Regions from separate parts of the Homo sapiens genome. Here region 2 is linked to region 1. A link is a contact called in ENCODE Hi-C or POLR2A ChIA-PET data. All regions are on one chromosome and are shown on one strand. Each heading gives the region's core, a stretch centred on a gene start or an enhancer-like site at or near the end of the contact. The rest is flanking DNA. Distances are from core to core; before and after follow the strand shown. Region 1 holds the start of METAP2 (methionyl aminopeptidase 2). Region 2 overlaps CFAP54 (cilia and flagella associated protein 54).

Region 1 (4,556 bases), core at 50-2,549:
TTCACCATATTGGCCAGGCTGGTCTCGAACTCCTGACCTTGTGATCTGCCCACCTCGCCCTCCCAAAGTGCTGGGATTACAGGCGTGAGCCACAGCGCCCGGCCGGTTTACCAACTTTTATATTGCCAGCAATCAACTAGGGAAAACAATTTAAAATCTAAATAGGGATAGATTTAAAGAGATAAAGATCTGTACAAGAATAAGAGGAACAGTTTTTATTACTATTGGATAGGTGCTGCCTGAAGCTTTAAGACAGAGAATGTACATTTATGCAGCTGCAGTCAGAGCCTGTGTGAGGTTTACTGTAAACTCACTGGCAATAAGGCTCTTAACGACATTTTGATGCCCATGAAGCTTGGTGCCTAGTTTAAAACTAATGAAAACACCTAAACTCTCCAGGTGGACAAAGCCATATTCAGGAGAAATTGAGAAGGAGTTGGTGCAGGCAGCCAATCACAATCCACTTACGCCACAAACTAAATCTCAAACTGCGGTTTGAACATGAGGCTCAAAACATAAGAAGTAAAGAAATGGGCAAAATTCAATTAGTTTCTGGTGAAACGTCCTAAATCCAAAAGAAAGGTGACCAGAAATAGAGAAAACGGAGTGTGATCTTTTGCATTAATGAGAGAGACCGTGTCCCCGTGTGTTAAAACCTGTCATTCTTGTCCTGAATTGGAAAGTGAGCGGAGTGTGACGGGTTCCCATCTTGAACCGTCCGGGGTTGAGTAGTACAATAAACTAACACGGAACTCCAGCTTCCAAAATTCTCTCCAGTGCCTACAGAGCCTCGCGGAGAGCTGTGATTGTGAATGTCAACGCAGATTTGATTAAATCTCTTAGATTTAAGAGATATGTGGAGTCATGACAATAGAAATGTGTACAAGTGAACACATTTCTTAGCCCGTTTCCCCACTGCCTGTGTGATTTATAAAAACGCAAATATAAAATATTTCCGTTCCAGCAGAGACGCCGCTTGCTACGGCGGGTTGCCCGTCTCCACAGGTATCTCCGGCTGACTCTAGAGCTCAACTTCCCCTTTAAACTTCACCCTGCGCTTGCCGATTTGCTTCGGGAATGCCCGAGGCACCGGACGAAGCAGTCGGGTCTGGCCCCAGTCGACTCCAGCCAGGCGGGGCTCCAAGCCGAGACTCCTGCACGCCCGGCCCGAAGCTAGCCCGACACCCTCAGCTGAGTCCTCCGCCGTCCCAGCATTCCCTGCGTCCCTACCATCGAGAGCAGCTTCCGGCGTGGCTGGTGTAGGCGGGTGGAGAAGGATCGGGGCCCTCGCCGCTCTGTCTCATTCCCTCGCGCTCTCTCGGGCAACATGGCGGGTGTGGAGGAGGTAGCGGCCTCCGGGAGCCACCTGAATGGCGACCTGGATCCAGACGACAGGGAAGAAGGAGCTGCCTCTACGGCTGAGGAAGCAGCCAAGAAAAAAAGACGAAAGAAGAAGAAGAGCAAAGGGCCTTCTGCAGGTAAAGAGAGTTTTATGTTTTCCCAGTCCCCTCCGGGAACGGCTGAACTGTTTGGCTCAGGCCCGTTGAGGGGGCCGGGACCGGGGCCCCAGAGCCCCGACTAGACTGATTCTTGGGCCTGACAGGGTGGCAAAGCCGGGCTATAGATTCCTAGTCTGAGAAGAGGCGTCATCTCCTCCTGTGGGACTAGAGGGCTGGTGGGGGAGAAAAGAGTGCCTGAGGTTGGCGTGTGGTACCTCTGGGGTCGCTGGGCCCGAGCCCCTGTATTACCAGAACTCAGCTCCCACGCACATCGTGGCACGGTCTTGAGATTGTGCGCAGAGCACAGCCCTACCATCTTTCGCGCGATTTGGCCGCCGCCTCAAAAATCCGATTCTGATCCGTATTGCCGCGTCTTTGCTGGTTTGCTGGAGCAAGCTAGGACTTATTTTCTTTGGGGGTGGGCAAATGTAATGGAGAGCACACCTCCTCCCACTATCCCGTTTCACGTTGGGGTTGTTGCAGCCTGCACTTTTGGGGTGTGTGTACATGTGTGTTTGCCCGCGCGCTCATGTCATTAATTGCAGAATTTGTGGTGGTGATAACGAATTTTCACCTGCCTAATCCCATAGCATCGCCAAGCTTTAGGGCCTTTAGACCTGAATTATGATACCAATTGCAGGCAGTGCAGATAGGATATTCTGTGGCTCAGAATGGAACTTCTGAGGTCTTAACCTCTAAATCCACTGGTAAGGCAAGGAGAACTGCTGAGAGTTTACAGTTGGATATTATGAACTAGGAACTTACATATTTTGAGAAGTCTGTGTTTTTGCTGCACAAGCTCCTTCACCTTAATAAAAATTATTTTTACTTGTTTCTAATTAAAATCGCCAGAGAAACAGAAAATGGAGAAGTCAGAAGCGATTAAGATGGAATTGAGAGAGGTCGAAGAGAGCTAATCTTCATCTTTCTGAAATTTTGATTAGATAGGAATGGAAGGAGAGTTGTAGCGTTGCTGGAACTCTTCCAGAGCAAAATTTGTTACTCTGGTGGCTGTTCCTGGATTTCGAGTGAAATTCAAACACTGCTGTTTGTCTTGTAAGGTGTTAAGCTGACTGATCCTAATGTATTTTTAACAGTTGTATTTCTTAATATGAATTCTCTCCAGTAGCCAGAATGTCACTTCATTTCGTGCTACCTGATACTATTAATGCATGTAACATATTGCTCTTATAGGTAGGTTATAATCACTTCCAGAGCAGGGGCCTGGTCTTGTGCTTAGATATTTGAGCGTTTTAGTTTTTTAGTAATGGACTGTCTTTGCCTATTTATTTTGACTTTACCCAGCCCATCGTGATATCCTTATTCATGAAACCAGGCTGCCCCGGGGTGTTGCACATGAATCTTTTTCCTAAGGCCTTCAGCATTTATTACCTATCTGGTGTTTAAGTATTTGTTAAGTCTAATTGCTGACCACTATTACAAGTTAAACTACTTGAGGATAGAGACCAGTTCACGCTGTTTATCTTTTAGCTGCTAGTGTGTGTAATGGATATTTTGTTGAGTAAATTAATGAATGGACAATACTGTGTAGGTATGGAAGATTTTTCTGTCATTAAACGAATTCTGTTATGTTCACAATAATGTTTCTGTTTTTGTTTCCTGAGGAAAGGATTTGTAAGTTTTCCAAGATCATTAGAGCATATTCTAGTGGGAAAGTGTCTGTATTAGATTTGATTTCTGCTATTTTATTTTGATCAGCAGGGGAACAGGAACCTGATAAAGAATCAGGAGCCTCAGTGGATGAAGTAGCAAGACAGTTGGAAAGATCAGCATTGGAAGATAAAGAAAGAGATGAAGATGATGAAGGTAAATGGTTAATTTGATCTTTGTGGTTAGAAAAGCTAGAAAATGTAGCCGGGTGTGGTGGCACACACCTGTAATCCCAGCACTTTGGGAGGTCGAGGCGGGTGGATTACATAAGGTCAGTAGTTCGAGACCAGCCTGGCCAACATGTTGAAACCCCATCTCTTCTAAAAAGACAAAAAAAAATTTAGCCGGGTGTGGTAGCACACACCTGTAATCCCAACAACTTGGGAAGCTGAGGCAGGAGAATTGCTTGAGCCCGAGAGATGGAGGTTGCAGTGAGCTGAGATTGCACCACTGCACTCCAGCCTGGCCAGCAGAGTAAGACTGTCTCAAAAAAAAGAAAGAAAGAAAGAAAGAAAGAAAAGCTAGAAAATGTGATATTCCTTAATCAAAATTTATTTACTCGTATAGTGTTTTCTCTGACATTTCACTTGTTACCTCAATTAATGTCACAGATTAAAAAGGAAAAGGTATTTATTAGCAAGTCTTGAAAAAGTTCAATGTGTTAATTAGCTGTTCAGATAGGACAGATCTCAGAGTTTAAAAATATACTTGGTAGAAGGCAAAGTAGTGAGTATTAATAAGATTGAGGGGTTGTTTATTTAACTAATACTTACTGAAGAACTACTATGTACTAGATACTTTCCTAGGTTATTTTCACATACATTCACATTTTAACCTCACAAAACCAAGCAAAGTAACCTACTTGTGCTTAGATATCCATTTTGTTTTTTGGTAATGGACTGTCTTTTCCTATTTATTTTGACTTTACCCAGCCCTTCATGGCTTTACCCAGCCATCTCATTTTACAGATAGGGAAGTGGTAGTTACATGATTTACCCAAAGTGACATAGCTAATATGTGTAGAATAGAGCCAGAATTTCAAACCTAGTGCCTGACTGCACGTTTGTTCCTTTTACTCTCTATTTTTTTTTTTCTTTTTGAGACCGAGTCTCGCTCTGTCGCACAGGCTGGAGTGCAGTGGCGTGATCTCGGATCACTGCGACCTCCCGAGCTCAAGCAATTCTCCTGCCTCAGCCTCCCGAGTAGCTGGGATTACAGGCGCCTGCCACCATGCCCAACTAATTTTTTTGTATCTTTAGTAGAAATGGGGTTTTGCCAGGTTGGTCTTGAACTCCTGACCTCAAGTAATCTGCCCACCTCAGCCTCCCAAGGTGCTGGGATTACAGGTTTGAGCTACTGTGTCCGGCCTGTTCCTTTTACTCTCTA
Region 2 (4,820 bases), core at 1,699-4,198, 1.0 Mb after region 1:
CACATGCCAAAAAATGAATCTAGACACAGACTGTACGCCCTTCACAAAAATTAACTCAAAATGGATCACCTACCTAAATGTAAAATGCAGTATTATGAAACTCCTGGCCGGGCACCGTGGCTCACGCCTGTAATCCCAGCACCTGGGGAGGCCTAGGCAGGTGGATCACAAGGTCAAGAGATTGAGACCATCCTGGTCAACATGGTGAAAACCCATCTCTATTAAAAATACAAAAATTAGCTGGGCGTGGTGGTGCGTGCCTGTAGTCCCAGCTACTCGGGAGGCTGAGGCAGGAGAATCACTTGAATCCAGGAGGCAGAGGTTGCAGTGAGCTGAGATGGCACCACTGCACTCAAGCCTGGTGACAGAGTGAGACTCCATCTCAAAACAAAAAATAAAAAATAAACTCCTAGTAGATAACATAGGAGAGAATCTAGGTGACCTTGGGTTTGGTGATGAGTTTGAATATACATTACCAAGGCATGATCCATGAAAGAAAGAATTGTTAAGTTGGACTTCATTAAAATGAAAAATTTCTGCTCTATGAAAGATACTGTCAAGGGAATGAAAGGATAAGCCACAAACTGGGAGAAAATATTTGCAGAAGACATATTTGATAAAGGACTGTTGTCCAAAATATACGAAGAACTCTGAAAACTCAGCAATAACAACAACCTGATTTTACTTTTTTAAATATTTTTATTTATTTATTTATTTACTAATTTTTTTGAGATGGAGTCTTGCTCTTTTGCCCAGGCTGGAGTGCAGTGGCCTGATCTCAGCTCACTGCAATCTCCACCTCATGAGTTCAAATGATTCTCCTCCTGAGTAGCAGGGACTACAGATGTGCGCCACCATGCCTGGCTAATTTTTGTATTTTTAGTAGAGACGGGGTTTCACCATGTTCACCATGTTGGACAGGCTGGTCTCAAACTCCTGACCTCAAGTGATCCACCTTTCTTGGCCTCCCGAAGTGCTGGGATTACAGGCATGAGCCACTGTGCCTGGCCAACAACCTGATCTTAAAAATGGGCCAAAGACCTTAACAGACACCTCACCAAAGAAGACATACAGATGGCAAATAAACATATGAAAATATGCTCCACATCATATGTAATCAGGGGAATGCAAATTAAAGCAACAATAAGATACCCTACATGCCTATTAGGAAGGCTAAAATCTAGAACACCGACAACACCAAATGCCGGTAAGGATGTGGAGCAATGAAGTCTCTCATTGATTGCTGGTGGGAATGCAAAATAGTACAGCCACTTTGGAGGACAGGTGGTTTTTTACAAAATTAAACATATTCTTACCATAACATTCACCCCTTGTGCTCCTTGGTATTTACCCAAAGGAATTGAAAACTTATGTCCATATAAAAACCTGCACATCGGGCTGGGAGCGGTGGCTCATGCCTGTAATACTAGCACTTTGGGTGGCCTAGGCGGGTGGATTACCTGAGGTCAGGAGTTTGAGACCAGCCTGGCCCACATGGTGAAACCCTGTCTCTACTAAAAATACAACAATCAGCCAGGCATGGTGGTGCACGCCTGTAATCCCAGCTACTCGGGAGGCTGAGGAAGGAGAATTGCTTGAACCCCAGAGGTGGAGGTTGCAGTGAGCCAAGATCGTGCCACTGCACTCCAGCCTGTGTGACAGGAGCAAGACTCCATCTCAAAAACAAAACAAAACAAAACAAAACAAAACAAAACAAAAAAAACCGTGCGCATCAGTATTTCTAGCAGCCTTATTCATAATTGCCAAAACTTGTAAGCAACCAAGATGTCATTCAGCATGTGCGTGGATAAATAAACTGTAATGCATCCAGACAATGGGATATTATTCAGTGCTAAAAAGAAATGAGCTATCAAGCCATGAAAAGACATGGAGGAAACTTAGATGCATATTGCTAAGTGAAAGAAGCCAATCTGAAAAGGCTTCCTACTATATGATTCCAACTATGACATTTTGGAAAAGGCATGACTATGGAGACAGTAAAAATATCAGTGGTTAACAGAGATTAAGCGGGAAAGGAGGGATGAATAAGTGGAGCACGGAGGATTTTTAGGATAGTGAATCTACTCTCTGATATTTTCACAGTGGATAGACATTATATACATTTGTCCAAACTCATGGAATGGATGACACCAACAGTGAACCCTAAACTATGGACTTTGGGTGATAATGATGTGTCAATGTAGGTTCATCACAACAAAGGTACCATTCTAGTGGAGATGTTGATAATGGGGAGGGCTGTGCATGTTTGGGGGCACAGGGTATATATGGGAAATCTCAGAATCTTCTGCTCAATTCTGTTGTGAACTTAAAATTGCTCTATGAAGTAAAGTATCTAAAAAAAATATGTAAAGGGCTGCAATCAATGCTTGGTACATAGGAAGCAATAATTTTAACTGTAATTACATTTATTATTAATAATTGGACATTAACAATAAGGCACATTGGAAAGGCTTTAGCATAAGGTAAGTTTTAAAGGATTGCTTGCAAATTAATTGGGGTTTCCTGCAGACTTTGACAATGTCGTTTTATTTTATGATTTTTACAGTGCCACTTCTTTGTTTAATATCTGGACTAAATACGCCCCCAGGCTGCCAGCAGACTATTACAACGAAAAGCTTCTGAAGGTTGGAGATAGCCTTTGTCAAATGAAAGTAAGTGCCTCTGCAGGAAAGAGCCAAAAAGAAGTTCATTTGGCTAATTATTATTACAGTATTTAGTCTGATACCCTTCCTATTTTACATGTTTTGATTTTTCTCTTAGAAAAAAATAAATGAGTACATAAAAATTTTAATAAGGCACAGTAACCAAAAAAGTGTTGCTTTTTAATTTTGTAGTTGAGATTTCCCAGAGGTGAGACATTCCTGAACAGCCAGGCAGCTGGCTGTGGATGGGCAGGAGGGTGGCCGGGTTAACAGAGGGTGTGGTAGGCACACAACAGGAAATGCTGAATCATCGTGTTCCTACCTTATACAAAGGAGCCCAGACACCACTTCCTGTTGTTTTTCATATGGCTGGCCTTGCCCAGTGGTCAACCTTCAGGGCTCTTGGCCTTGCAGCTCTGTTGCTTGCTTCAGTGCCCTGTTTATTAAACTCTTTCAACTCTTTCTTAATGTTTTGCTGTATGTAATTATAACAGTCATTCCATACATACCCTGTTTCTTGCTCAGTATTGTATTCCAGAATGAGTTTGTGTCCTTCTTTTAGTTCTACCTGAATGTCTAGGGCTTGGAATGCTGTGGACCGGTGGACTTGGTTTGCTGAGACCACAGCATGGCTGGGTTTTCCATTAATGATCATGTGAGTTTCCCCCTTAAACTCTGGCCTAGGTCCAGATTATTCTAAGTTATGTGAACGTCAGACAATGGGATCTTAGGCCAGCCGTGGGCAGTGTTCAGTGTTTTCTCAATCTTCAGTTTCTCAACTTCATTTTTCCCCTCTCTGTTTTCTGGACTTTAATCCTCTTGGTCTGGGAGACAAATTTACCAAATAGAGGATATGAGTGGTGGAACTTCATAATGAAGAACTAAGATCTATTTTCTTCTGCCAAAACTAGAGAATAACCATAGTTCCACATAAATGGACCATGGGTCTTAGAAACTTGAAAATACAGGGCTTGGTAAGCTACAGAAAAGAAACCTGGGTGAGATTCAACTTGGAAGCTTTATTCATGTAAGTGGAATAAGAGTTTTGACAAGAATTACAAGATAGCCCCCTTTCCATCCTTACACTTTTCAGTATAAGAAGCTGGTAATACAAATAAAAAGCACAGTGTAGGGTTGTTTGAGAAATGTCTGTGTGGGTGGAGTGGATATTAGTGGAGGGAGGAGAGAGGTGTATGTTAGAAGCTGATAAAGCAAGTTAAAGATGGCTGGTAGCTAAGGATTCAGAATGTTTTAGATAGAAAGGCCTAGATAGGATATTTTAATATTTAATTAAAGGAACAAAGAAAAAGTTTTATCTACTTTTCACTGAAGGGAATGTTGGCCAGGCTGGGCATGGTGGCTCACACCTGTAATCCCAGAACTTTGGTAGGCTGAGGAGGGCAGATTGCTTGCTTGAGCCCAGGAGTTTGAGACAAGCCTGGGTAACATGGCGAAACACTGTCCCTAAAAAAAAAAAAAAAAAAAAAAAGGTATTTATAATTCTGAAAATGAACTTGTTACTTTGGTTTCTAGGCTCTATTTTTATTTTAGTTGTAGTAAAGATCATCTTGTGGAAAATTTTTTTTAAACCTAGATTTGAATTTATTATATGACTCAAGTTAGAGCAGAAAAGATTCAGGATTAGTGAGCAAAAACAAATCTTTAATAGAAATTTAAACAAAACAGTGTTTGACTGAAGATGCCTCCCAAGGGGCTAGGTAACTGGACAGCCAGTTCAACCTTGGGCAGTTGCTTTTCCTGGGGATGAAGTTGTGGGGGAGGGAGCTGAGGAAGGGTTGCAAGTGACTCATTTTGAAAGCACTGCTTATGTCCCCTGCCCTGAAACCCTCCAGGTAACTGAGCCCTGTGGGTTACAGAAATGGGGCATCTGATTCTGTAATGGGAACATAAGCATGAATTTGAATGAATAAAAATCCCACTGCTCAGATGCTTTTTATTTGTCCTGATGCAGCTTTAGAGTGTTGACAGATGAAAGAGAGGCAAGTAGCTCACCTCACTCTGCAGTTTTTTCTTTTATTTTCTCTTCTTTGGTTCCCTCTTTCTTCCTCTCTTCCTTCCTCTCTCCCTCCCTCTCCCTTCCTTTCCTTCCTCTCTCCCTCCCTTCCTTTCTCTCTCTCTCTTTCTTTCTTTCTCTTT

Evidence for each region. A loop is a pair of places that touch in the nucleus more often than their neighbours do. ChIA-PET counts read pairs that join two places held with the same protein, here RNA polymerase II (POLR2A). Pooled maps may share reads with other maps.
Region 2: a pooled map shows a loop between it and region 1 (3-fold over the local background). The contact joins the enhancer-like site here to the promoter of METAP2 in region 1. A Hi-C loop is called at or near these places in 1 of 37 single-sample maps with no recorded cell type and 5 of 50 pooled maps. POLR2A ChIA-PET finds 5 or more read pairs at or near these places in 1 of 52 experiments (GM12878).

What each region holds. Positions count from the first base shown.
Region 1 is chr12:95,472,853-95,477,408 of GRCh38, forward strand. It overlaps METAP2 (methionyl aminopeptidase 2), which reads left to right and starts at 1,300. Exons shown (of 11, transcript NM_006838.4): 1 at 1,300-1,478; 2 at 3,219-3,326. The coding sequence starts at 1,328. RefSeq lists an enhancer at 1,117-1,516.
Region 2 is chr12:96,498,268-96,503,087 of GRCh38, forward strand. CFAP54 (cilia and flagella associated protein 54) reads left to right here. Exons shown (of 68, transcript NM_001306084.2): 2 at 2,567-2,672. Among named protein-coding and RNA genes, the nearest start is that of CFAP54, 11 kb to the left of the region's middle. RefSeq lists an enhancer at 2,382-3,581. Within about 2 kb of position 2,949, at least 26 of the 41 ENCODE cell types and tissues checked have a DNase peak (open chromatin) inside an H3K27ac peak, as active enhancers do; they include GM12878, where a contact is called at or near this core.